Linked DNA regions of Mus musculus: region 2 is linked to region 1. The links are chromatin loops, found by intact Hi-C in ENCODE. Cell type or tissue: left cerebral cortex. All regions are shown on one strand. Links, peaks and the distances in the headings refer to the core of each region. The heading gives the core; the rest is flanking DNA.

Region 1 (7,684 bases), core at 2,846-5,345:
GCCCACGCAGGTGTGCACAGACAGAAGACTCAACCTACGTGATGTGTTCTTTTTAAAAATGCCAGCATGCCCAACCTGCAATTGGCAGAGTAAATCTTGCAACGTGATGTTGTCGCTGGATGAATGGGTTTCCATCTTAGTGAGCACACAGACAAAATGTACAACAGAAGCTAAAACTGTGGAGCGGTTTGTTGCCTACAGGGAGGGAGGAGAACAGTGGGAGTATTTCCAAAGCAAAGCTCTCTCTGGAAATAAAAAGGTATCGTGGTTGAGTTTTATTGTGGGAACCTATTTCTACTCCCATAGGGAAGCATTGGAGGCAAGGGTGCCTTCCTCTGCAATCCTAGTACAGTTGTACATTGTGGAGCACTTTGAGGTCCCAGTTTAAGAAGAAAGATGGAAGGCAAATAATTAGGTATGCTTGTCTCAAAGCAATGGAGTATTGTTTAGAGGTTTAGCAAAGAGACGCAGCTCTGCTGAGCATTCTGGGTTCCACATTACACTGAACAGAGTTTTCTCTAAGTTGCACAGAAGAATAAAGCAGAGAGCTCACTGGCCAAGCTGATTCTTTCAATTTTCTCAGATGACATGACAAGGCAAGGGTTTCTCCATTTTATTTGCCTCTTTTCTGTCATTGTGAAGAAAAGAAAAAGTAAAACCGATAAAAATCACCTCATGGAATAAAGTGTATTTTGACTAAATGACTCCAGGGAGATAAATGGCTATCATGGCAAGGAGTCAGAACAGCAGGAACAAGAAATGGAGAGATCACATCTTTTACAGCAAACACAAAGAAACAACAGAAATGGGAAGTGGGGTGTGGCTATGTACTCTCAAAGCGCTCCCCCAGTGACATATGTCCTCCAACAAGTTGTACCTGCTGAGCCTCTGGAAACAACATCATCACTGTGGACCAAGGGTTCAATTTCTGAACCTACAACAACATTTCTCATTGAAACCACTATACCTGAAAGGTGCCAGCCCCATTTGGTGGCTAACAATGTCATTACCATCACTGCCGGGGAAATAGGACTTTAGACTGAATTCTGTCATTGACTTCAGTTTAGAACTATTTTCAGAGATATTAACTAGTTTGTACTGTGGATATTTTAGGACTTTGATCTCAAAACATTTTAAATGGTCCTGTGATAAATTTAATTGCTTATGTTTTTGTCTAAAAGTCTACTGAGGTTTAAAGTATGCTTCAGCTAGACTATCCAAATGAATGGGGAACCTTCAAGACAATATTTAGGAATGACACATCTTATAAGCTTTCCCCACCTGTTTGGGAAGCATCTTCAGTTTGAAATGTTTTTGTAAGTAACATACAATCAACTCATTAAAACGGGCAAACTCACCAAATAAGATACACATCTTGGACAAAAGCTCTGGGCGAAGTTGGTTACTGATATGCCTAAACTGTGAGTAACACTGGTGTGTCACTTTCTTTTTATATGCTATGACTGATCAGTGTCCCTTAGTAGCTCTGTAAGCAAAGCATTCCTGTAATGTAATTTAACTTAGCAATGAGAGATAGCATTAAAGAAGTCTTTTGGTGATTTTACATTTTTTTTAATTAGCCTGGAAGTAGCTGGATCAAAATTGAAGGATGAGGAGAAAAAAAAAATCACAACTTGAAATATCTGTTATTTCAATAAAAGAATTTTTACTTTAGAAATCACCAATCCTGCTGAAAACTGTGGCAAACAGTGCAGGTGTGTGTGGGAGTGTTGAACAATGTTTCTGAAATTTGCTTCATACTTAAATAGTCACATGGTCACATCAAATATTTAGATTTTATTTATCCAAGTACAGCAAGGGTTGGAATAAAAATATTTTTTTCTTATACAAAAAGCTACATCTTGTTGTATTGTATTGAAGATGGGCTTTCTGTCTTTCTTTTTGCATTGGAGTAGATTGGAGGTGTCTGTGTCCTGTATTAAACGTAGTCAGAGCTCAGTAGACTGTCTTCCATCCCATCAATGTTTGTATTCATTGTATTAATGCAGACCTCTATCCATCTCTTTTCTCTCTAGCACAATGCCCAGCAAATGAAGTGCGAACAGAGTCTTCTGGGGTGATTCTCAGTCCCGGGTACCCAGGCAACTATTTTAACTCCCAGACATGTGCTTGGAGTATTAAAGTGGAGCCAAACTTCAACATCACACTCTTTGTGGACACATTCCAAAGTGAAAAGCAATTTGATGCACTGGAAGTGTTTGATGGTAAGCCCCAGATTTTCAGGGTACCACAGGGCAATTAAGTGTTCTAGAAGACTTTTAGTGCTCCAAATGTCTATTTTACTCAAGATGCATGAAATGAATAGCTCATATGGATATTGAAGTGGTAAATGTCGCACCTGTCTTTACAGAGCTGCTTTATATAATAAAATCAAATGAATTTGATGCCCAATGGTGCTACTTTCAATACCACTGTTCTGGTTTTATACAGTGGTTCTAATGAGCACCTTAATGCAGCAGTGGCTGGATCATCAACTGAGGTGGATCTAAGGCCAGTGTTTTCTTTGTATAGGAGATACATCATGCCCAAGCAGAGCAGAGCCAAACCCATGTGTGGCCAAGAACAGAGAGTTTTCTCAGGTTTTATGGATTTGTCAGATAAAGCACAATGTATTCAGTGATAAGAACTGCTTTAATTGATCTTGTGTGTTTATGTGAGTCTCACTAGTTAGATGGACCATGAATGATAAATAAATCACTGTGCAGAGTGACCCCAGGAGTCAAGTTGTGAGGATTGTTATATTGCACATGAAACTCTAGCATTATATATAGAAACAAATGGCACACACAAAGAAAAGCAGCCCACACAAAGCTTTTGTCTCTGTGTTTGTACAAGTGTATATTTCTATTTGAATCATAAGTAAGTATTAAGATGTGAGTTGTTTCAAGCTTAGGCACATCTTCTCCTTTGTTTGAATTAGAATATAGAAGGCAATACTTTCATGCTTCTAGTTTTCAGAAACAACATCCTTACAAATAGATTTTTTTTCCCTAATTGCTGATAGCCTGGTGCTTTCTAAATCATGACTAGACCATGATCAAGATCAAAAACTAGGGAGTAGCCCAGAACACAATACAAGCACTTTCTGTCTGGTTAGAAGTGGCTCATGGCTTGCATCACTCTGCTTTCAAATATACACATCTTTTATAAAGAGAAAGGTCACAGTTTTGTATTCAGAACTTCTGCAAGTGATGGCATTTCCTATGCACTGTGTTTATTTTATCTTGGCAACATTGGTGCTAGCCTATATTTTATGAGCTAAGAAGAAGTAAGCTGAGCATACCAGCTGTATGCACCATTTCCTTAGTGTATACTTTCAATAGTGCAGATATGGATTCTCCTCACTTTCCTAATTGTCAGAACTCAGTGAAGAACAGTGTCTGATCTCCAGTTGTGATTGGCTGCTGAGACCACTGGCTATCCTGGCAAACTTACCTGCACATCTCTTTTCTAGGATATTGTTATAGATGCTACAAAGAGGCATGCTTTCCAGAATATGCCTAAATACCATGATCTAGACAGAGATCAGACCAAGAATAGTAAGGGATTTGGTGGGAGATTAGCAACTCTTGAAAATGCACTCTTGTGTTCTGTCGGTAAAAATGGCATTTCAAGTATGGCAAGCTCAGGATAGTTAATTCCTCTGTGGCATATTATTTCAGAGGGTCTTGATCTTGTTTAACAGCCATAAGAAGACCTCACACAGCTCATGTTCAGCCATCTTCCACATGAAGCAGGGTCACTCTTTTGTAGGACATAGACAGTAGACTTTGCAGACAGTCTTTGGGCACCATCTTTCATAACAAGAAGAATCATTTCTAGGGATGTCCACACAAACTTCCACATTTTTTACTTTGTTGTTTTCCTCATGTATTCTTGTGATTGCTATTACCAGGACCCTTTTAATGTTTACACACAGAGAATAATTTCTTAGACTTGAAGAGTGAGAGTCTAGGACTAAACAGTGGGGAAGCTGTGTCTCTGAGGCTCTTTTTGGCATGTAGGTGTATCCTCTTCATGTGGTCATATGGTTTTTGGTTTTTTTTTTCTGTGTATCTGTGTTCTGATCACTTCTTCTTAAGACATGCTATTCATGGTGGAGTCAAGGCCCACCCCTGAAAACTCATTTCAAAGTAGCTCTCTCTATATAGAGCACATGTCCAAGGTCAATCACTCTCTGAGTTATTGAAGGCAGGAATTTAATGCATGTTTGTGCAGAGTCCAACAGAGCCTTGAATAGCTTTATCCATGATAAGTCCCTAACAGTGATTTGGGCGTAAGAGGAAGTGAAGCTGTGACCTGTCAGTATTTTCCATGAATGGAATGGAGGGTGCCCCTCCCCTTGCCCTGATAAGTTTAGATTATGAATAGCCACAGAAGGCCCATTCTCCCATTCTCTCACACATTTCCCCACGCGTGAACTTGTGAAATGTGGAAAAGTGAGTAATGATTTTAAGACAAGGGGATGCATCCACAATAGAAAAGGAACAGGGCATAACTCCTGTTTCTTGAAGCTGCTTTCTCTCCCAAGTGACATGAAGATGCAGTCACTGCATGGTACACAGGGCATTTAATCATTTTGCTGTATAAACATTTTGAGAACTTTCAGGTCTATAGAATAACGATATATGTCAATGATAACTTTAAAATTATTTTCATACTTCCTGGATCTATAGTTGCTTTTTTATAGACACACAGAGACTCATTGAGACTGTCTACTCACGCATAGCCCCCTGCTAGTTCTAATGGGGATACTTGTAGTCTAAGGAAAGAGAAGTGGGTCGTTGTTATGAATGTGACCATCATTTCTCCTTTATCTCTGTTCTCATCCATCCATCTACTCTGCATCTATCAATCCATCTACTCCCCACCAGCCCATCCATCATCTCTCTGCACACATATTTCTTATATGGCACACATTTGACTGCTTGTGAATTACTCTGATACTAATCTACAATGGGTACTTTCATATGTTACTCTTGGACTTATCTATATGAATATATATATATATGTGTGTACTTTACTAATTTTAGATACTGTATAAATTTAATTTCTCCTCATGATATTTCCAATACTTAAAGAAAGTTTTCGTCCAAAGTTTATCATGAACAATAATATTGGAATATGTTTGCCATGTAAGTAACTTTTGTACCTATGTGCGAGAGTTGATGAAATTAAAACTTCAGATTTACTGTGTATCATCAAGTTGTTCCCCAAAGCGATTGACTGTACTTATACACCACTGACATTGCAAGAAAGATTCTCGTTTTCCATATGTGTAGTATATTATCCATTATAATAGTAAAAGGATATTCTCATGTTGAAATGTCATTGTTTCACTGATGTATTTCATTCATTTCCATAATAAGTCACTAGTAACTTATGTACTTGAGTCCCCTACTCCTTCCCCACATTGTTTCATTACCACGGAATGTATTTATTATTATTTTCATTTGAATATTTTTTTCACTTTGAAAATAAATGTCTATTGTACATTTGCATACGTGTTTAATCAACAGCTAAGAAAGATCTGCATCTGTAGGTGCCCACATCTGAAAGTTTTCTTTTTTTTTTTTTAGGTTCTTCTGGACAAAGTCCTCTGTTAGTGGTCTTAAGTGGGAACCACACTGAACAGTCCAATTTTACCAGCAGAAGTAACCATCTGTACCTGCGCTGGTCCACAGACCATGCAACCAGCAAGAAAGGATTCAAGATTCGCTATGCAGGTGAATAGGTGGGCCTGGACATCAGCTGGAATGGCTTTCAGTACCACTTTCATCTTAACACTAGGTCTAGGTTATGGTGAAGTTCTGACTTCTGACAACTAAAAGCCAGCAAGAAGAACATAGTGGAAGAAATACTTGAAGTGAGAGCCCTAAACTATGAGAAAACTTGATTAATATGTTATAATTTACTGATTAAAGAGTAAATATTAAAATTTTATACCATGGATAATAAAGACATTTGCCCCAAATTACAGTAATATAGCCAAAATTAGCATTAACACTGGGAACAAATGAGAGTTGATTATACTGCCATAAATTGTATAAACAGTAATTACAGTTGTCCTTAGTAAGTCACTCTATCTATTGCATTCTATATACTTATCTTTACATATGCCTATACTTTATATACTAGTCTATGTTTTATATAAACATTTACATTATAAGTTTGCATTTGGCATACATACATGCATGTGTAGTTCTATTTCAAAATTGGAGTTATTTTATCCTTTCTCCTTATTTATTAATCATTGTCTATAAGTAGATATTTGTATTAAACTAATTAAATCTCCCAGTACATCAATGAAGTGTTAAGCTCTAGTACAGGTTTCAATGTAGTCTGATCTACACCAGTGTTTCTATTGTCCCCATGAGAGCATAGGGGAACTTCATTCCTGGGAACAGTTCACTTATGAACCACAGCCCTCTGAGCTCCTCCCAGTCAGTGGTAAGTGGGGTTGTCCTTGATATCTCTCTTCCTTGGAATGGTAGCATCTAGCACACTAGATGCAGGGTCTTCTGAAAGACTTTTTTAATCCCCATTGGCAATGTATGTTTTCAGGGTGGAGATCAGCCCAAGGGGACAAAGTGAGTGTTGGGGGCTGAAATCTTCTAGCCTTCTCTAGTTGAAAGAGATTAGAAAACCTCACCAGCAGCCAGTCTTTGGGACTTGTGGTGTTAAGACAACAATGGGCAGGGGATTCGGACATTTTTCCCTTCAAAGTGTGCTAAAGATGTGCTCAGGTCTGTGCCACAGTCCCTGAGCAGGGATTGGACTCACACAGCCTGGTTCTGAAGAATGGATGCTCAGACTTTTCAGGTTTAAAATTCCTACTCTATTGTCTGTTAGTTCATCCAGAGATAAGCTAGAAATCTCTAGCCTATAATATATGATGCACAAGACCATATCCTTCCCATTTGCACATTGCATTTGCCTGGCCCACATGCTGTGGGTCAACCCAATATGAGCCTGGGCTTTGTGCTTTATGACTGGGGAGAAGGTTGTTCAGAAAAGGAACCTGGGCTTCCCAGCTCTGAACTCTCGTTGTATTGTTCTTTTCACGTATTGACAGGCAATCATAGGGTTTTGTAATATAATAAAGCAGATTTGTAAAGACAAGATAATTATATTCCACTAAATATATTAATAGGATGTAAGACCGTTCAGCCGTCCAAATACTGCCTCTGTTATGTGGAAGATTATGGCTTTGAAACTAACCTGTTTGGGCTAGAGAGACTGCTCGGTGATTAAAAGCACTTTCACGTCTCACAGGGGACACAGGTTTGGTTTCCGGTATTCTCAAGGCCCACAACTGCCTGTAACTCCAGTTCCTGGTTTCTGATCACTGAGGGTACTTGCCTTCATATATAAAATGCATGTGTGTGTGTGTGTGTGTGTGTGTGTGTGTGTGTGTGAGAGAGAGAGAGAGAGACAGAGACAGAGACAGAGACAGACAGACAGACAGACAGACAGAGAGACAGAGAGACAGAGAGACAGAGACAGAGACAGAGACAGAGACAGAGACAGAGACAGAGACAGAGACAGAGACAGAATTAATACTTGAAAGCTGGAGAGATGGCTCATCAACTATAAACATTTGGGGATCTTTCTTATAGAGCATCCTGGTTTGTTTCCCAGTACCCACATGGTGCCTTATAGT
Region 2 (7,684 bases), core at 2,954-5,453, 770 kb after region 1:
CTTCCTTGCACAACTGGATACACACACAGGAGACTCACGCAGACATTGACTTCTAATGTAAACTCTTGGCCTAGAACCAAAAGAGAGAGACTGCGCATGTATGGAATAATTCATGGCATTTTAACAAATGCCTATGGTTGGGTAAGCATTCCAGATGGAGATAAATAAAAATCATTCATACAACAAAGAGAAACCAGGCCCTACTCGATCGATCTATGACAGCCTGTCCCTGCAGCCAGCCTCGGATAACAATCCTGGGCTGTGAGATTAAACAGCGTCCAATACACAAAATACACTCCATGGTGACAAGTCTGATCAGCAATAGCCAAGACTGTGTCCATGCCAGAGACAGAGGCAGAAAAAGAGTCCATGGCCAGGTTTAGAAATCTGAACTGCTTGTGTCTTGTTCTTGGGTAAGCTACACTACTAGGGGGCACTGAGGAACATCAAGGAAGACACACTTGTTGTGATGAATTAGGACAGAGACCACCGGATGCTGTGAGTCCCGCAGCTTCATTAAACATCGCTAACTAAATGATCAAGTAGTCCCCTAAACTCCTGCAGCCAGCAGAGACTGGCTTTTTGAGATCAGGGTTTTAATTTCCCATCTACTGAAGGTGTGACATCTACATTGCCCATTGAAGCACCCACAATCATATCCGCCACCAGGCTCTTCAGGAACGACTGCGTCACTGCACCAAAGCTTGCCTGCATAACTGTATGATCCTCTCTGGCCATGGGCAACAAATTGCTGACATTCTCTCCAGAGAGGACAAGCAAGGTCCTGACTGAAAGCATCTTCCCTTGGTACCAAACTGTTGTAAAAGAGAAATCCTTCCCAGGAGAGACAGGAACATCTACTCCCTCCTTACAAGCTCCCAGTGTTAAACCAAAACGAATCCCACTACAGTTCACCCTTCTGAGCCAATGAACTCACTGCGCTTGCTCAGACAGCATGGATGAGGGCTTGCTTACAGGAGTCCGGGTAGCCCCCAGGCAGCATCGGGGAATAGCTTCCTAGACAATCTTCTCAGGTGAACCTTCCCCAACCTATACAGCAGACCACAGCCTGAGACCCTGAGGCCAAGGGCAATTTGGGCATAATTTGCATACAACTAGCTAGGAGGAGTGGCTTAAACCCAATGACCCTCCATTTCCTGCTGAAGGGACACAAACAGTTCTATTCCCAGCTATCGCTTCTAAGCGAGTATAGCTGGTCAGTTAAAGATGGGCGTTATTAGGCTCAGGGAACCACACCGCACAACCCAAGAGAGATTTATTACACATAGGTAACTATTCTTGCACAATATCTTTCAGAAATTCAAAACATCAGGTAACATGGGGTTTCCAGAACCCAGTCCCAGGGACTGGTCTTATTCGGACACAGCTGTGTCACTTTGCAGGCTAGTGTGGCCACCTTGAGTGGGGCACCACACGAGGAAGGCAGTTACTATGAGGTCTCAGTCCCCTGAGTGGCTGACCTATGACCTTGGAAGCATCTTAGCATTGATTGTGTGTGCCTCTGGCGCTGCAGAGCGCTGTAAGTGACTTGCCATCAGGGCAGAGTCCTGTCTGAAAATTACAACAGCAAAGCGGTGTCCTGGCAGACCTGGGTAATGCTGGCAGGACCTTTACAAGGCTCTGTAGAGGAGGTATTACATATTGGTTCCAAAAAAAGCCCTGGTTATTACTGAGCTGGGCCACGGCTCTCCACTGTGCTGACCTCAATCCCCAGTAGGAAATGTATTTTCCTAGGGTGTTTCCATACACACAGAATGTCCCCACACAGAGCAAGTGCACTCTTGCCACAGGAATGCTATGGTTCCCCTCAGCTGACTCCACTCTGGGCAGCGCACCTTCCTTTGGGCTTGGAAAGTATCTCCCCACATAGTTGCTTGGTTGGAGACTCTGCAAGATCCTGGGTGTTGAAGCTTTGCTCCTGCAGTGTTCAAAGTGCAGACCCACATAACCTAGCATCGCAGACTGCTAGAACATCTGACAAGTGAGCATGCCCAGTCCTTGCTGCTTAAGAGAGAAGAGCCTCCCCGCCCCCATTCCCCCCACCCCCATCCCGTGTCCTGCTGGTGAGGGAGAGGGAATACCCGTAGCTCCATACTAGACATCACCTTTAGTGTAACCAAGTTGCTTTTGACTTTCCTTCTCAGTGAGAACCTTGCACAGTCACCGGTTTCAATCCAGTTTGAGCTTGTGCTGTACTGGGAGATTCCCTGTGGCCAAGGAATGAAAACACAAGCCAGATGTTTATTTCTGTAGGCAAGCCCGGGCCTGCATGTTGGTTAAGCAGGCAAAGTGATTGCTGAGCAAGCATTTGATCCCCAGAACCCTTGTGCAAATGTGTAAGGAGAAAGTCAACTCCACAAAGATGTTTTCTGACTTGCATACACACACACACACACACACACACACACACATACATATACATACATACCATGAATATACACATGCACACACACATACACACATATGCACACACATGCACATACATGCACACATGCACACACACAATCACATACTGCACACATGCACACACATGCACAAACACATGCATACACACCACACACACATGCACATACATGTACACATGCACATACACATTCAAACACTGCACACATACACACACATGCACACATGTACACAATGCACACACATGCACACATGCATGCATACATGCATACATGCACACAGATGCACACACATGCTCATACATGCACATACACATTCACACACTGCACACATGCACACACATGCACACACACATTGACACACTGCACACATGTACACACATGCACACATACATGCATACATGCACACATGCACACACACATGCACACATGCATGCACACAGATGCACACGCATGCTCATACATGCTCATACATGCTCATACATGCACGCATGCACACATACATGCACACATGCACACATACATGCACACATACAAATACACATTGACACACTGCACACATGTACACACATGCACACATACATGCACACATGCACACATACATGCATACATGCACACATACAAATACACATTCACACACTGCACACATGCACACACATGCACACATTCACACACTGCACACATGTACACACATGCACACACACACATGTACACACATATGCACATGCATGCATGCACACACCACGCACACCTTAGCACTCAGAATCAAGCAGAGTGCCCCCACGGCATTCCACATGGATATCTGGACAGATGCCAGATGAGGAAGCACACGCCTGTCACATAGGTACAAACTAGAGAGAGCCGTAAAGACAGCTTGATCAGCAGTTCTTGCTAGTTAATAGCACCCCTCCCCCACCCGGGCCTGTAGGTATAGTGGTTGCCGCCTTCACATAACTCCATCCGCAGGCAACACATGCTCTTGTTTCTATGTTCTCACAAAGGTTGTGTTCATTAGAGCAAATCCACTGTTTTGACTGAGATGCCAGATAAAGTAGAAAAGAAGCCACACCCCTTCCAGTGGGGTCCGAGGTTGGAGGTTACTTTAACCACCGGACCCTGGAAACCATTTAGTCGAGGAAAATGAGCAATGAGAGTCTCTAAGGCATCCTTTGTCCATCATTGAGTGATGCACTATACTGATGGTTTTAAATGTCACCACGGAGACGGTTAAATTGGATAGATAAGGGAAAATTGGCTACCATTAACACTTGTTTGTTTGTTTTTCGAGACAGGGTTTCTCTGTGTGGCCCTGGAACTCACTCTGTAGACCACGCTGGCCTTGAACTCAAAAATCTGCCCGCCTCTGCCTCCCAAGTGCTGGGATTAAAGGCGTGCACCACCACTAACACTTCTTAACATAAAACAAAAACATAAAACAAAGAACTGTCTGCAGGCCACTCCTCACACAGCCCAGCATCTCAGAACTGGCAAGTCTGCGTATCTAGGCATTCATTATTGAAATTGTTCATGCTGCTAAACCAGAAAGAAAGTTTTCTCCATCTTCACCTCCTTGGGCAGGCTTACCAGTATTTAGAATAGTAATAATAATAAAGTATGTGATTCTAACAGTGACTGCGACTATCCGGCAGAAAGCCTGCATAGCTCCCAAACATAGGGGAAGATCGCCACCTACTGGCGGCATCGATTATTGCAGTAGATTTGACTTTTGTTATAGTCTCTCTATTTTATTTTATTTTATTTTATTTTATTTTATTTTATTTTATTTTATTTTATTTTATTTTATTTTTCCTTTGTCTCCTCTCTTCCTTTCCTGTCTAGAAGATGTGGGAAATTTGTTATCAATACAAAGCACACCTGTTCTCCAGGAAGCACACAGGCTCTCAGGCCCATCACAGTCACGGTGCGTGTCCTAGTTAGCACTGTCAACCTGAGGCAGCCTAGAACAACCTGGAAAAAGGAGTCAGGTTGTCGGTGGGCATGTCCGTGGGGCGTTTTCTTGGCTGTTAATTGGGGTGGCGGCGGGGAGCTATCCTTCTGTGGGTAACACTATATCCAGGCAGGTGATCCTGGACTGGATAAGAAAGCTAAGCTAAGTGTGAGCCTGAGAGCTAACAAGCAGTCTCCTACCATGGTTCTCTCTTCCAGATCCCTGCCAAGATCGCTTGCCCTGACTTCCCTTAGAGAAAGACTGTGATGTGGAAGTGACATGGAAGCATAAGCAGAGACAAATCTTTTCCTCCCAGAAGTTTGCTTTTGGTCGTGTGTTTGTCACAGTGACAGAAAGGAATTAGGACAGTGCCTAGCAGGAAAGATCACAGATCTTATGATATAACCCCATGAAAATGTGCAGTGTGCCTCAAAGGCCTGACATGTCTAAGATTTCCTAGTCATTTTCCCAATCAAAAGGTGTACTCAGAGAGAACAAGACCATACAGTGGTGCAAAAATTGAAACAGATCCAAGCTCTTTGGACATCTTTTCTACGGCAGTCGTTCTAAGCCTTCCTAATGCTGTGACCCTTTAATACGGCCCCTCGTGCTGTGGCAATCCCCAACCACAAAATTATTTCGTTGCTACTTCCTAACTATAATCTGCTACTGTTAGGAGTCATGATGTAAACATCCGAGATGCAGACTATCGACATCCTGTGTGGGGTCACGACCCACAGATTGAGAACCACTGCTCTAAGGCGCCATTGTTTTCTGTGGCTGTGCCTGCCTGCCCCTTTATGGATCAGAAACAATGATGTAGGTTCTGATGGACTCACCACATCATAAGACTTGGATCCATGCCCTAGGACTGAAACGGAAAACACACATGGTCGTGGGATAAAAAGATGGACGGCATCAGCAGATACTCTCTCCCTGCATCTTCTCCTTCATAAACAGCAACCCCTCTCCCTTCAGTGAAGCTAGGGTGCTTTCTCTCTAAGTAGCTAGTGAAGGGTTGCTAATCCTCACCCCCTCATCGCCGATGCCAACCTGCTGTCCAGTCTCCTCACCACCTCCCGCTCTCTCCAAAGGCCCCCTCAATACTTCCCAGCAAAATCATGGGCTCCCTACTTTGTGCCTCAAAATGAGGAACAAAACTCGGGGTTCCTAGATTTTAGTAGCTTGCGGTGTGGATGATAAGTCAATAATCTGCCCACAGCCGGCTGTATCTTGTTGAGCTGTCATTGAATCACTTCGGATCGTGACTTCCACCCTGAGATGTTGAGCTGTATGAGGGAAAATTCAAACTCCATTTGCACATCCTCTGGGCCACCAGGGAGTCTCCTCTTTCAGTCGCTAGTGAGGCTCTAATAACATGGCAGGCCTGGGGATGAAAGGATAAATGAAACAAGGTGATTTCCCCCTGTATGTTTAGATTATTTTTTACATCTAGTGGGGAATTTGAAAGTCTACGCAGTCATAATGAAACAGAGAAGAGCCCTAAAATATGGGATGAGCAAGCTCTGGAGGAGAAAGTAGATGGGTTCTGGTCCCGCAGGAAGAATGAGAAGGGTTTGGAGAAAAAAAATAACTCAAAGCTGAGCCCTGGAGATGGGTTGGGAGAAATGAAGCCGTGCTAGAAACAAAGAGAAAAAGGCGGAGAATAACAAACACATTTTAAAGAAATATAGAATTGGCTGTGGCGACAGCTCAGTTGATAAAGCGCGTGCCTCACAAGTATGATGATCTGAGTTCAAGCCCCAGGGCCTACATTAAAAAGCCAAGTGCAGGCTGGGGAGATGGATCAGTGGGTAAAGTTCATGTTCTCCAAGAATGAAGACCTGAGTCTGCATCTCCAGAGCCCACATACAGCTGAATATGGTAGCGAGTCTGCGGTCCCGGAATTCTTACAGCAAGAAGGGAGGTGGAGACAGACTGGAGATTTCCCAGAAGCCCGTGGGCAAGGAGACTGGAGATTTCCCAGAAGCCCGTGGGCCAGCTAGCCTGGTTCTACACAGTGGCGAGCAGCAAGTGTTTGCCACCTCCTTACCCTTGGGATTTGTTCTCTTAACAACCACACGTGCACTGTCGCAGGCATATACACAAACAGGCACATGCGCAAATGGTCACACACAGACAGAGACACACACACAGCTAGACCGAGTTGGCACAAGTGGATCCATGGGTAAAGTCCTGGCTGTATGAGTGTGAGGGACTAAATCCAGATCGCCAGCACCCACGGGGCAAGCTGAGCATGACGGCACAGGCCTGCAACCCTAGTGCTGGTGCAAAGCCAGGCAGGCCCTGAGAGCTCCCAGCCAACCAAAATAATGCGATCTACGTTCTGTTGGACTCCCTGCCTCAAATGGATGGATAGATAGATAGATAGATAGATAGATAGATAGATAGATAGATAGATAGATAGATAAGGCTGAGAAGTGGTTGAAGAAAGACTCTCCAACTTCCAGTCTCTGACCTCTATATAACACCCTCACAAGTAAGTACACGCCTACACACATATAAGACACACACATGCACGCACGCACGCATGCAGCCAGACTGAGTTGACAGATACCTATTATCCAATTACTGAGGAGGCAGAGACAGGTTCCTGGGGCTTGTTTTCAAGCCAATCTGGATAAGTTGGTGAGTTAATGTCTAAGTAAACAAGCTGGAAAATGACTGAAGAAAACAATGATTGTTGACCTCTAACCTCTACAGTCATGTACCTGTAACATACACACACATACACAGAGAGAGAGAGAGGCAGAGACAGAGACAGATAGAGATAGTTAGAGACAGAGAGAGACAGAGACAAGAGACACAGAGGCAGACAGGTAGGCAGACAGATAGAAAGGCAGAGACAGGGAAAGAAACAGAGACAGAAATAGACAGATGGAGACAGGGAGAGACAGACGAGAGATAGAGGATACTGCATAAAGATAGTTGCTTAGAGTCAGTCGATGGTCTTGCAGCCAGCTTTCTGCTCCACTTGGATGTTAGTCACGACAGGAGCAGAGTAGACCATCTATAGTCAGGAGTCTCTGATCCTTAGGCACTGAACCCTATTGACTGGCTTGAAAACTCAGACTATTCCAAGCCTGGAGAGTTAAAGACATTTAACTTTAAGCCTTAAAAGCCAGAAAGTTACACAGATCTCCATGTTTAGCATAGGTGCTTAGTGATATAAAATGTGAGGGCTGGAGAGCTCTCAGTTAACAGTCAGGATCATCTTCATCCTTAAGGCACAGCGGTTGGGTTGGCAGCTGTAGGCTGGACCTGCTAGCACCATCCCCCATTGCCTCTGCTC

Evidence for each region. Peaks named below come from ENCODE experiments on the same cell type or tissue, not always from the same donor. Only the 100,000 strongest peaks of a DNase experiment are listed, where the experiment ranks them.
Region 2: a loop joins it to region 1, with 2.3 times the contacts of the local background. A loop is called at or near these places in 2 of 42 quality-filtered maps.

What each region holds. Positions count from the first base shown.
Region 1 is chr8:15,987,135-15,994,818 of GRCm38, reverse strand. Csmd1 (CUB and Sushi multiple domains 1) reads left to right here. Exons shown (of 70, transcript NM_053171.2): 47 at 2,037-2,225; 48 at 5,601-5,747. Among named protein-coding and RNA genes, the nearest start is that of Gm46073, 57 kb to the right of the region's middle. In left cerebral cortex, for the core only: no CTCF peak of the experiment used is centred there; a DNase peak (open chromatin) is centred at 4,400.
Region 2 is chr8:15,218,107-15,225,790 of GRCm38, reverse strand. No RefSeq gene overlaps it. Among named protein-coding and RNA genes, the nearest start is that of Gm24231, 5.6 kb to the left of the region's middle. In left cerebral cortex, for the core only: a CTCF peak has its summit at 4,099 (motif pointing left); a DNase peak (open chromatin) is centred at 4,099.